Linked DNA regions of Homo sapiens: region 2 is linked to region 1. A link is a loop called in an ENCODE intact Hi-C map of the cell type or tissue named here. Cell type or tissue: sigmoid colon. All regions are shown on one strand.

Region 1 (5,000 bases):
CAACACTTGCCACTCTTCTGTGCCCAAGTTAAATCTTCTGACAGTCACATCGGCACACAGGCATTTAAATTTGCCATACCTCAGCCGGGCGCTTTGGCTCACGCCTGTAATCCCAGCACTTTGGGAGGCCGAGGCAGGAGGACCACAAGGTCAGGAGATTAAGACCATCCTGGCTAACATGGTGAAACCCCGTCTCTACTAAAAATACAAAAAATTAGCTGGGCATGGTGGTGGGCGCCTGTAGTCCCAGCTACTCAGGAAGCTGAGGCAGGAGAATGGCGTGAACCCAGGAGGCGGAGCTTGCAGTGAGCCGAGATTGTGCCACTGCACTCCAGCCTGGGTGACAGAGCGAGACTCTGTCTCAAAAAAAAAAAAAAAAAATTTGCCATACCTCATCCCATCCCTTCTCTTAGCCTGTGCGGCTCTTTAGCAGTGAAGCCCTGATTGGTTCTCGGGTCCTAGGAGGTTCCATGTGCTTAAAATTTGTGCACTCAGTTTCCTGTGTGTTGATGTACAGTAGCTATACACATACACAGTTTCAAAGTACTAACCCTTCTTGCTTGGATTTATTCAGCTACTCCACATCTGTGGGCAAACGAGGATCATAGAATATAAGAGGTGGTAAAGATCCCTCCTCTATACTCCTGCTTCTTACAGTAACTCAAAGCTCAAAGCAGCACACGCTGAGCTAAGGGTCCCTGCATTATCCCTTACAGACCTATTAGTAGTATCTGCCCATTTGGAAAAATGTATTAGCATAGGTTGTTGATCTTTATCAAGTATCTTATGTTACATAATACTCATTTCAGAAGTGGAGCTACTAATAGGTAACCTGATCCTTTTGTTTTTCTGTCTATGGGAAATGCACTTTATTTTTATTTTATCTTATATTTTTGAAACAAGATCTCACTCTGTTGCCCAGGCTGGAGTGCAGTGGCACAAATATGGCTCATTACAACCTCGACTTCCCAGGCTCAAGCAATCTTCCCACCTCAGCCTCCCAAGTAGCTGGGACAAAAGGTACATGCCATTACGCCTGGCTAATTTTTAAAATACTTTCTATTTGTTTATTTATTTTTGAGACAGAGTCTCTCTCTGTCATCCAGGCTAGAGTGCAGTGGTGCGATCATGGCTCACTGCAGTCTCAACCTCCTGGGCTCAAACAATGAGCACACCTCAGCCTCCCAAGTAGCTGGGACTACAGGTGCATGCCACCTTGCCCAGCTAATTTTTTTTAAGAGACAGAGTCTCACTATATTGCCTAGCCTATGTTTTTTTTTTTTAATCTTTCGTAGAGACGAGGTCTCGCCATGCTCCCCAGACTGCTCTCAAACTCCTGGGTTCAAGCGATCCCCCTACCTCTGCCTCTCAAAGTGTTGGGATTACAGGCATGAGCCGCTATGCCCTGCCTGATTCATTTTGTTGCCAGTTAAATGCTTCTGTAATCTGCATAGAGAAAGCACAAAAAACCTCATGGAACAGGTCAGGTTCAAAGCCAGCAACACCACTGCCAGCCACCACTCTGCCCCCTACTCTAGAGACATGAATGCCTTCAACTCACCCCTGCTGCAGAAGGGCAAGAAGAGTCTGCTAGTGAAATGAGCACTGGACTGTGAGTCAGAAAACCTCAGTTCTAATCCTCACATTGCCACCACTGTGTTGTTTCCAGAAGCTATACCATCTCTCTGAATTTGCAGAATTCATTTAGAAAACAGAGGCATTGGAAGGGATGATCTTTATAGGTTTCTTCCAGCTTTAACAGTATTGGCTTCTTATTTGCATTTACTGAGCTCATGTTGTCAATGATCCTTGGGCCACCAGATTTCCAGGTAGGTAATTGTGTGTGTATTCTTGGGAGATGGTATGGTGTAGGGGGTAACAGTCAAGCAGAAACATCATCATTCACAAACACAGCAATTACTTCCCTTTAGATAATTCTCTAAAATGGAAACTTTACATTATATGTCTGAGCTGCTTTTGGACAAAACTATTTACTTACTTATTTAATATCTACGGGAGAAAAACTGCCGGATAAACACAGTCTACTCATGTCTTCCTGGCTGTTTTTTTGTTTTTTTTTTTTTTTTTCAAATCAACTGGAAACATGCATATTCATAGTCAGTGAGCAAAATGCTCACTCCACATTCCTGTCATTCTCTAAGAGAAGACAGAACAACCCAAATAAGCATCCTCACTCCATGGCTGACGGAGTTTCCTCATTAACCTTTGCGATACATTAAATCACCCAAGACTCTGCTGCTTGTAAATAAACGGTCTGAAAATGGTAAGAAATTAATTGAAAATGAAACCTTCGGCTCAGCTTACCTTCAGAGGTAAAACACAAGGCAGCTTGGCAAAAAATGTCTGAAACTGGTTGCTAATTGTGGTCCAGAGGCTACTAGGAGAATCCATAGGCAAAGCTTCCATGAAGGTTGCAATGTTTTCCAAACAGCGAATCATAGCACCCCCTGCTGGTAAATTCTTTTTGTTATTTAGACCCTAAAAACACAAAAGCATAGGCCATCAACTGCTGAAACAGCACGGGAATGCATAGCGCTATTTGGTAAATGTCAGTTTAAAAGTCACATCTTCAGGCTATAAACGTGTTCAGTGCCTACTACATAGGCCAATCCCTGTGATAGACTGGAAGGATAACGAGAAAATCGTTCAGACAAACTTAAGGGGGAAAATTGATGAGAGGTGAAAAGTGAGCAAGAAATAGGAAACAGCTTCCAAGGGTCTACAATTGGTGTGGTTAGGTGCTAAGAAAACAATGAATGATGCTCACTGTAAATAATCCCCAGCACAAAGACTGAGCATAGAGTTACAGGAGCTGCAGCTTTTTTTCTAGCAGTGAGCATCTCCCGCAAGCAAACCCCAAGAGCTGACCTGCAGCAGTGCTGAGACTTGAACCCAAGTCTCTTGATCCAACGCCCATAGCTCCACCCACCACTCTGCCCTTGGAAAACCAAGTTGTTCTGTGGAAGCAAGGTCACGACTTAGCTGAGGGTATGGAGAAGTTTTCAATGAAGAGTAAATCCACGCAAAGCCGCAATGTCCAACTGACACTATTCTATGCAATTCTATTTCTTAATTAACTTTTTAAAATTTAAATTATGTTAATTTTTAAAATTTAAATTATGTTAATTTTTAAAATTTAAATTATTTAAATTTTAGCATTTTCTATTATTTTTCTTTTGAGTTGGGGGTCTCGCTCCGTTGCGAGTGTAATGTAGCCATTGGAGTGTAATGTAGCCATTACAACTTGGAGTGTAATGTAGCCATCACAGCTCACTGCAGCCCCCAACTCCTGAGTTCAAGTGATCCTTCCCCCTCAGTCTCCTGAGTAGCTGGGACTACAGGCATGTGTCACCATGCCAGCTAATTTCTTTTATTTTTATTTTGTAGAGATGGGGGTCTTGCTATGTTGCACAGGCTAGTCTTGAACTCCTGGCCTCGAGCAATCCTCCTGCCTCAGTCTCCCAAAGTGCTGGGATTATAGGCATGAGCCACTGCACTCAGCCCTTAGCTTTAAATTTAATATATATTTTTTAATTTTAAAATTTTAGATTTCATTTTTAAATTAAATAACATTGCAATCCTTCCTCAGCAGTATCCTATGGTGTGACTCAAAGAAACACAGCCCACAGTTGTGCTGGGGCTTAGAGTTTCGGCTGGGGCTTAGGGTGTCATTAAAGGAAACCCACCTCTAGGAGCTGACTGAGAGCTGCGATGGAGCTCAGCTCATTGAAGTCCATCAGAGACGAGGCTAAGGTCCGTAAAAAAGTCCCATCTGGAAAGTCAACGATCGGATTTAGTGTTTGGGTGTCTGGGATGAGGCAAATTTGTGGTGCCTGGATCCTCAGTGGATGAATTACCTTTGATCGTGCTTTGGAACAGCTGCGGGAAGATGCCGTTGGGGGCCAACTGATGGAAGATGCAGCGCAGGAACTGCTTGGCCACCCCCGCCGCATTGCCGGGAACCATCATGCTGGAGTTGAACAGGGGAGAAAAGACACGAAGTCATGGGCCAGTGAGCAGGTGTTCAGATATTTACTTAGAGTTCAGACATTTGCACACCATGCCTCTGATGGGATAGCTCACTGTCATGTTCATCAGTGAAATGAAATATTCTACTCAAACCTAATCCCTGTTAACAAGAAGTTTTTAGAAAGAGAGAACCATGAAATGCCAGTGTAGTCTCAGACGTATTCCAGGTCCCACAATGGACTCAGGAAGGTTATGAGATCCTGAGAGAAGAGGTCACATACAAAGGTCACATGCTCACAGAATGACAGTCAAGACTGGAGCCCTGGATGAGGATTACCAGGAAAATCCTCCCAGGAAAGTGTCACTGGCTAAGACAGAGTTGCTCTGAGGAAAAAAAAATTCATATATATATATATATATGCAGTGAGAGAGATGTTCATTCTCATTAGGAGATGTGGGAAGTTTTCTTTGGGCATCTGAGCTGACACTTGTAAAAAGGCTGGACTTTGACAGGTGCAATTTGACCTTCACCCTTCATGTGCACCTCTGCACATCAAAAGTAGGGCCAAATTTATGAGGCCCTGCCCCTTAGACTAAGGTACCAGAAAGGATGCTTCTTGATGTAGTTAGGGGGTAAGTTACCAGAAGGAAAAAAGAGAAAATCAAAGAACGTAAATAGATAAAGAGTAAGAAGTACTGCTTACCTAATTATGCCAATTATTACCTCATTGTGCCACATCTACCCTGAAATGCTGGTTCAAAGTTTTAGGTCAAAAATATTCTTCAGGAAAAAATAACGCCGAACTTACAATAACTTCAGAAAATAGAGAAGGAGAGAACCCTTCCCAATTTGTTTGATGCAGGCAGCATAGCCCTAAAACTAAAATTAATAAAGCCATTATCAAAATAAATTTTAAAAAAGAAGGAAACAGAAAAGAAATGGGAAGAGGACAGACAGACCCATAGTCGTCATGGCCACTGAATCCAGCTATAGATTAAAAGACCAAGTA
Region 2 (5,000 bases), 94 kb before region 1:
ATGTCTGGGGTTCCTGATGTGGAACCTGTCCTCAGACCCTAACGCAAGAATTTTTAAATGAAGTGCTCCCCAGGAGAGACTGAGGAGGCAACGGAAGTGGTAGGGTGGAGCAGGGGGGAAGCCGAGTGAAAGCACCATCTCAGGCCAAGTCCTGCAAAGGCAATTTCAGCCTATAGTTGTCCCCAGCCAGGCTGTCACACTTAGCACCTGTCAGTTACTGGTGGAGGATGCTCTGCAGGGCATGGGACTTCACTTCCTGGGCTCCCCACCTTGTGCATAGCCACCCTGGCAGCCCTAGTGCAGACCCTGAAGAAGGGCTGCAGGTGCCCGAAAAGTCAGACGTGTAGCTTCAGGTGACGCTTTTCTGCCTCCAGAGCAGAGTCCCTGCGTCCCGGCCAGCAGGTGGGAAGCAGCTCCCCCGAGCCTTCCAGGGAATGTTGTCACCCTTTGACGATGGGAAACTGAGGCTTGTAAAATGTAAGTGCTTTGTCTGGGGGTTTCTTAGTGGGTATGGTGTGGCCAAGTCAGGATCCAAATTTGTGCCTGTCTTTCTGCTGTGCTTTGCTTTCTGACCACATTGTCACCATGAAAACTCCGAGGCAAGATGGAGCCCTGTGCCCCATGCCCAGAGACTTCCACCTAGGCCTTGGTGTGACATTTGGGGTAAAGGGCCTTTCTAAAAATAATACGGAAGGAGTGGGTTGTTTACTTGCAAAATACAAATTTGTGGTATAATTTCAGGACACTTTCAGACCACTCTTCTAAGCTTGTCTAAGAATCTCAGGTTAAGACTCCTCTAAATTAGGGGTAAAAAAACTTTCTGTAAAAGGCGAGATAGTGTATCTTAGGCTCTGCAGGCCATACAGACTTCCATGGACAAGGTGTAAACAAATAGGTGTGTCTGTGTTTCAGTAAAACTTTATTTATAAAACAGGTGGTGGGCCAGATTTGGCCTTCAGATCAGTGTCAACCACTGGTCTAAGTTGACCCTGAACCCCTCTGCAAAGTGATTACAACAAATTAGACAGAGCACGTTCTACCTGATGAAGCATTCATGAGGGCCCCGTCATGTTTGTTTTGAGACAGGGTCTTGCTCTGTCACCCAGGCTAGAATGCAGTGGCATCATCATAGCTCACTGCAGCCTCAAACTCCTGGGCTCAAGCCATCCTCTTGCCTCAGCCTCCCAGTGCAAGTCCCAAGTAGCTGGGACTACAGGTGTGCAGCACCATGCCCAGATAATTTTAAAATTTTTTGTCGCACTATTTTTTGTCTCACTATCCCAGCAAATTTTTTTTTTTAGACGGAGTCTCACTGTATCTCCCAGGCTACGGTGCAGTGGCACGATCTCGGCACACTGCAACCTCTGCCTCCCGGGCTCAAGCGATTCTGTTTCTCCTGCCTCAGCCTCCCAAGTAGCAGGGACTACAGGCATGTGCCACCATACCTGGCTACTTTTTTGTATTTTTAGTAGAGATAGGGTTTCACCATATTAGCTAGGCTGGTCTCGAACTCCTGACCTTGGGTGATCTGCCCGCCTAGGCCTCCCAAAATGCTGGGATTACAGGCATGAGCCACTGCACCCAGCTTACTTATCCCAGCTAATTTTTTAACTTTCTGTCTTGCTATGTTGCCCAGGCTGGTCACAGACTCCTGGGCTCAAGCTATCCTCCTGCCTTGGCCTCCCAAAGTGCTGGGATTACAGGTGTGAGCCACTGCACCCAGCCTCATCACCTGTTAATTAAGTGCCCCCATGAGAGAAAGCAATCTATTGAGCATCAACTAGGTGCTGGGGCTCTGCTGGGCGTTTAATATATACCATTGGGAGCATTCTCCCTTCCCAAGGTCACGAGCTCTCACAAGCAAAGATGAGCTCATTACGTTCAGTCAGCTCACACTGGCTCTCCATGTCAAGTCATTCTCATTTTTGTTTGTCAGCTTCCTGTTGTTGTTACCAAAGTCACATGTAGTTAAGTGTCTCGGTGAGCTGGGAATCAGTCTGCATTTACTTGGTGATGATTTAATGAATGTCCAATTTCCAGTAGATTATAAGCGTCATGAGGACAGGGTCCATCCTGTCCCCAGTGCTAGCATGGTGCATGGCACACAGCAGGCTCTTAACAGATGTGTATTGAGCGAATCAGTGAGTGGATTCGCAGCTGAATGAGGAGGAGTCATCAAGGCAGCGAGGGTGGGTGGGCACAGTTCTGCATGTGGCCCCCTCTCGTTGCTTCTCAAAGGCACTGGGCTGCCCTAAAGCTGGCAAGTATGCGGACCTTCTGCGCAGCCGTGCGTCTGCAGCCCTGGTGGGAACAGAAGGCCTGGCAGATCTGGGGAGGGGACCAAGGGCCAGGACAGAAAAAGGGTGGAATGCAGCTACTAAAAGAGAGTAGATGCTGTTGAGTAACAAGGCCTTGCCTTAAGGAGTCTAACAAAGAGGGCTATTTGGGCAAAAACAAGGGGGACGTGTTCTCCAGTCGCTACCAGAAGCGTAATTAATTCTATCAGGCAGTGTCCTGCTGTTCCCGGCTCCTGCCCCAGCCTCCACCCAGACCCTCCCTTGCACCGGGAAAAGCTGAGGCTGCCCCCACCAAGAGACATAAGCCCGATTCATAATTTTCCTTTCCTAATTAGGCACAGGAATGATGGAGACAATTATTAATAATGTATTGGGGTTTTTTTTAATGTCCCCTCAGGAGCCGAGCCTGAGAACAGTGCCCTTGATGATAAGCAGCCAATCTGCCACCACACTGGGCTCCGCGCACAGAGCACCAGGCAGAAATAGATAAGCCAGGGGAGCAAGTGGCCCGCAGAGCACAGGCTACAGATAAGGAGCCATAGATGGAAGGGCACAGAGCCCCTCACCCAGGGCTCAGGAAGGGCCTCGGCCACCAGCCAGGGGGGCAGAGAGGCTCCCGGTGCCGCTGCCTGTGTCCCCCGTTCCTTCCTTTGCTGGCACCTTCTCACAGGACTGCTCCTGCACCCTGTCGGGCTCAGCTTGAACGTCGCCTCCTCAGAGAGGCCTTCCTGATGCCCAGGGTGGCCCTATCGCCCCTTTCCACACACTGCGTTGCTCCCTCCAGTCCCCCAAAGCGTCTCTCCTGGCCGTTTGTCACATGCGGGGACTTGCCTGCTTTGTGTCTATGCAGCCGTCACAGGTTGGCCCTGGGGCCAGACTGTCTGGGTTCAATCTCAGTTTCGTCATCTGGCCAAGCATTGTCCTTGCTCCCTGTGGGCCCCTCACCCCTCTCTCCCTGCTCTCACTTTATCACACACACCGGGCACAGGCCCCCTTGGGCTCAGCTCTTCCCCCTCGCCTGGGCCACAGCCATCAGCACTCACACAGTCTCTCACACTCATGCACACTCATTCACACACATACACATTCACACACTCATACGCACTCACACACATACACATTCACACTCACATACACACACTCACACACTCCCACACACAGTCCCCCACTCTCACACACTCATATACACTCTCCCACTCAGTCCCAACTCATACTCACACACTTATACACACACACTCATACACACACACTCACATAATCACACTCCACACAGTCCCCCACTCTTACACACTCATACACACACTCTCCCACTCAGTCCCCACTCACACACACTCATACACACACTCATACACTCTCACACACAATCACACTCCCACACACTCAGTCCCCTTACACTCTCACATACTCATACACACACTCTCCCACACACTTGCACTCCACACACTTCCCACTCGCACACTCATATACACACTCATACACTCACACACTCATATGCACTCCCATGTACTCTGTCACACACTCACTCTCACACACTCATACACAATACTCCCATGCACTCACACACTCCCCCACACACTCTCACACACTCATACACAATACTCCCATGCACTCACACACTCCCCCACACTCACACTCTCACACACTCACACACTCCACCTCCTGCCTTGAAATCCTTCCCATGACTTCTCCCCCCAGATATGGCTCCACGATGCCGCTCCCTTTTGCAGCAAAACTTGAACCGCGAGTTGTGCATCCCCACCATTTCCATTTCCTCTCATTCTCTCTTTGACTCCCCGAATCCGGCTTCCTCCCTCCACTCCCGCCAAACCACTTTTCAGCGGCCAGCAGCAACTGCCACGTGGCACCATCCCATGGCTGGCTCCCAGCCTCGCTGTACTTGACCATCAGCTGCGGTGGACACACTTGACCTCCCCTCCTCCTGGACGTCCCTTCCTGACGTGGCTGCAGGACCGGATGGCTTGGGCCGCCTTCCTCACAAGCCTCCCCTGTCACCCTCCTCTGCACCTCCTCATGTTGAGGTGCCCCAGGGCCAGGCCTTGGCCCTCTTCTCCCCTCTGCCTACCCTCTCCCACTTGACAACCCCCTCCAGTCTCAGGGCTAGGTGCTGGCCACTGCCAAATGCCTGCCTCCAGTTCTCGATTCTCAACGCAGAGTCCGGCCCCAGCTGCTTTCTCACTGTCTCCCGTGGTGTGTGACAATTTCAGACTTCACACCTGACCTCCACACCCGTCCCAAAGCTGCACGGACCCAGTAATCTTCCCCATCAGTTGGTGACAGCTTCCTCCTCCCACAAGCACAGCCCCAAACCCTCAGAGTCATCCTTAGCTCCTCTCTGTGTCTGCTGCCCACATCCACATTTCCATGAAATCCACCTCGAGAGCATTTCCAGACTCTGACCTTTCCTCACCGCCTCTGCGGAGAACCCTGAGTCTGAGCCCCGCCATCTCGCTGCTAGGTTATCAGCAGTATCCCCGCAGCCTCCCGCCCTTCCCCCACGCCACACACCCAGTTTAAACACAGAGGGACTGTGCTGACCTGTAGGTCAGAATTCACCACCCTCTCTTAAGTCCTCCCCATGGCCTCCTTATGGCATCCCCATGGCCCCATGTGGTCCCATCTCCTTCTAGTCTCCCCTCGCGACTCCCTCTAGGCCACACTGGCCTCCTTCCTGCTCCCCAGAAC

Evidence for each region. Hi-C counts contacts between places; a loop is a spot of excess contacts. Peaks named below come from ENCODE experiments on the same cell type or tissue, not always from the same donor. Only the 100,000 strongest peaks of a DNase experiment are listed, where the experiment ranks them.
Region 2: a loop joins it to region 1, with 3.0 times the contacts of the local background. A loop is called at or near these places in 3 of 110 quality-filtered maps.

The regions. Positions count from the first base shown.
Region 1 is chr14:93,652,733-93,657,732 of GRCh38, reverse strand. UNC79 (unc-79 subunit of NALCN channel complex) reads right to left here. Exons shown (of 52, transcript NM_001395159.1): 39 at 3,879-3,991; 40 at 3,708-3,793; 41 at 2,326-2,499. Among named protein-coding and RNA genes, the nearest start is that of PRIMA1, 130 kb to the left of the region's middle. In sigmoid colon, a CTCF peak has its summit at 2,479 (motif pointing left); no DNase peak of the experiment used is centred here.
Region 2 is chr14:93,746,486-93,751,485 of GRCh38, reverse strand. The region is part of intron 3 of PRIMA1 (proline rich membrane anchor 1); the gene reads left to right. Among named protein-coding and RNA genes, the nearest start is that of PRIMA1, 39 kb to the left of the region's middle. RefSeq lists an enhancer at 1,846-2,719. In sigmoid colon, no CTCF peak of the experiment used is centred here; a DNase peak (open chromatin) is centred at 2,290.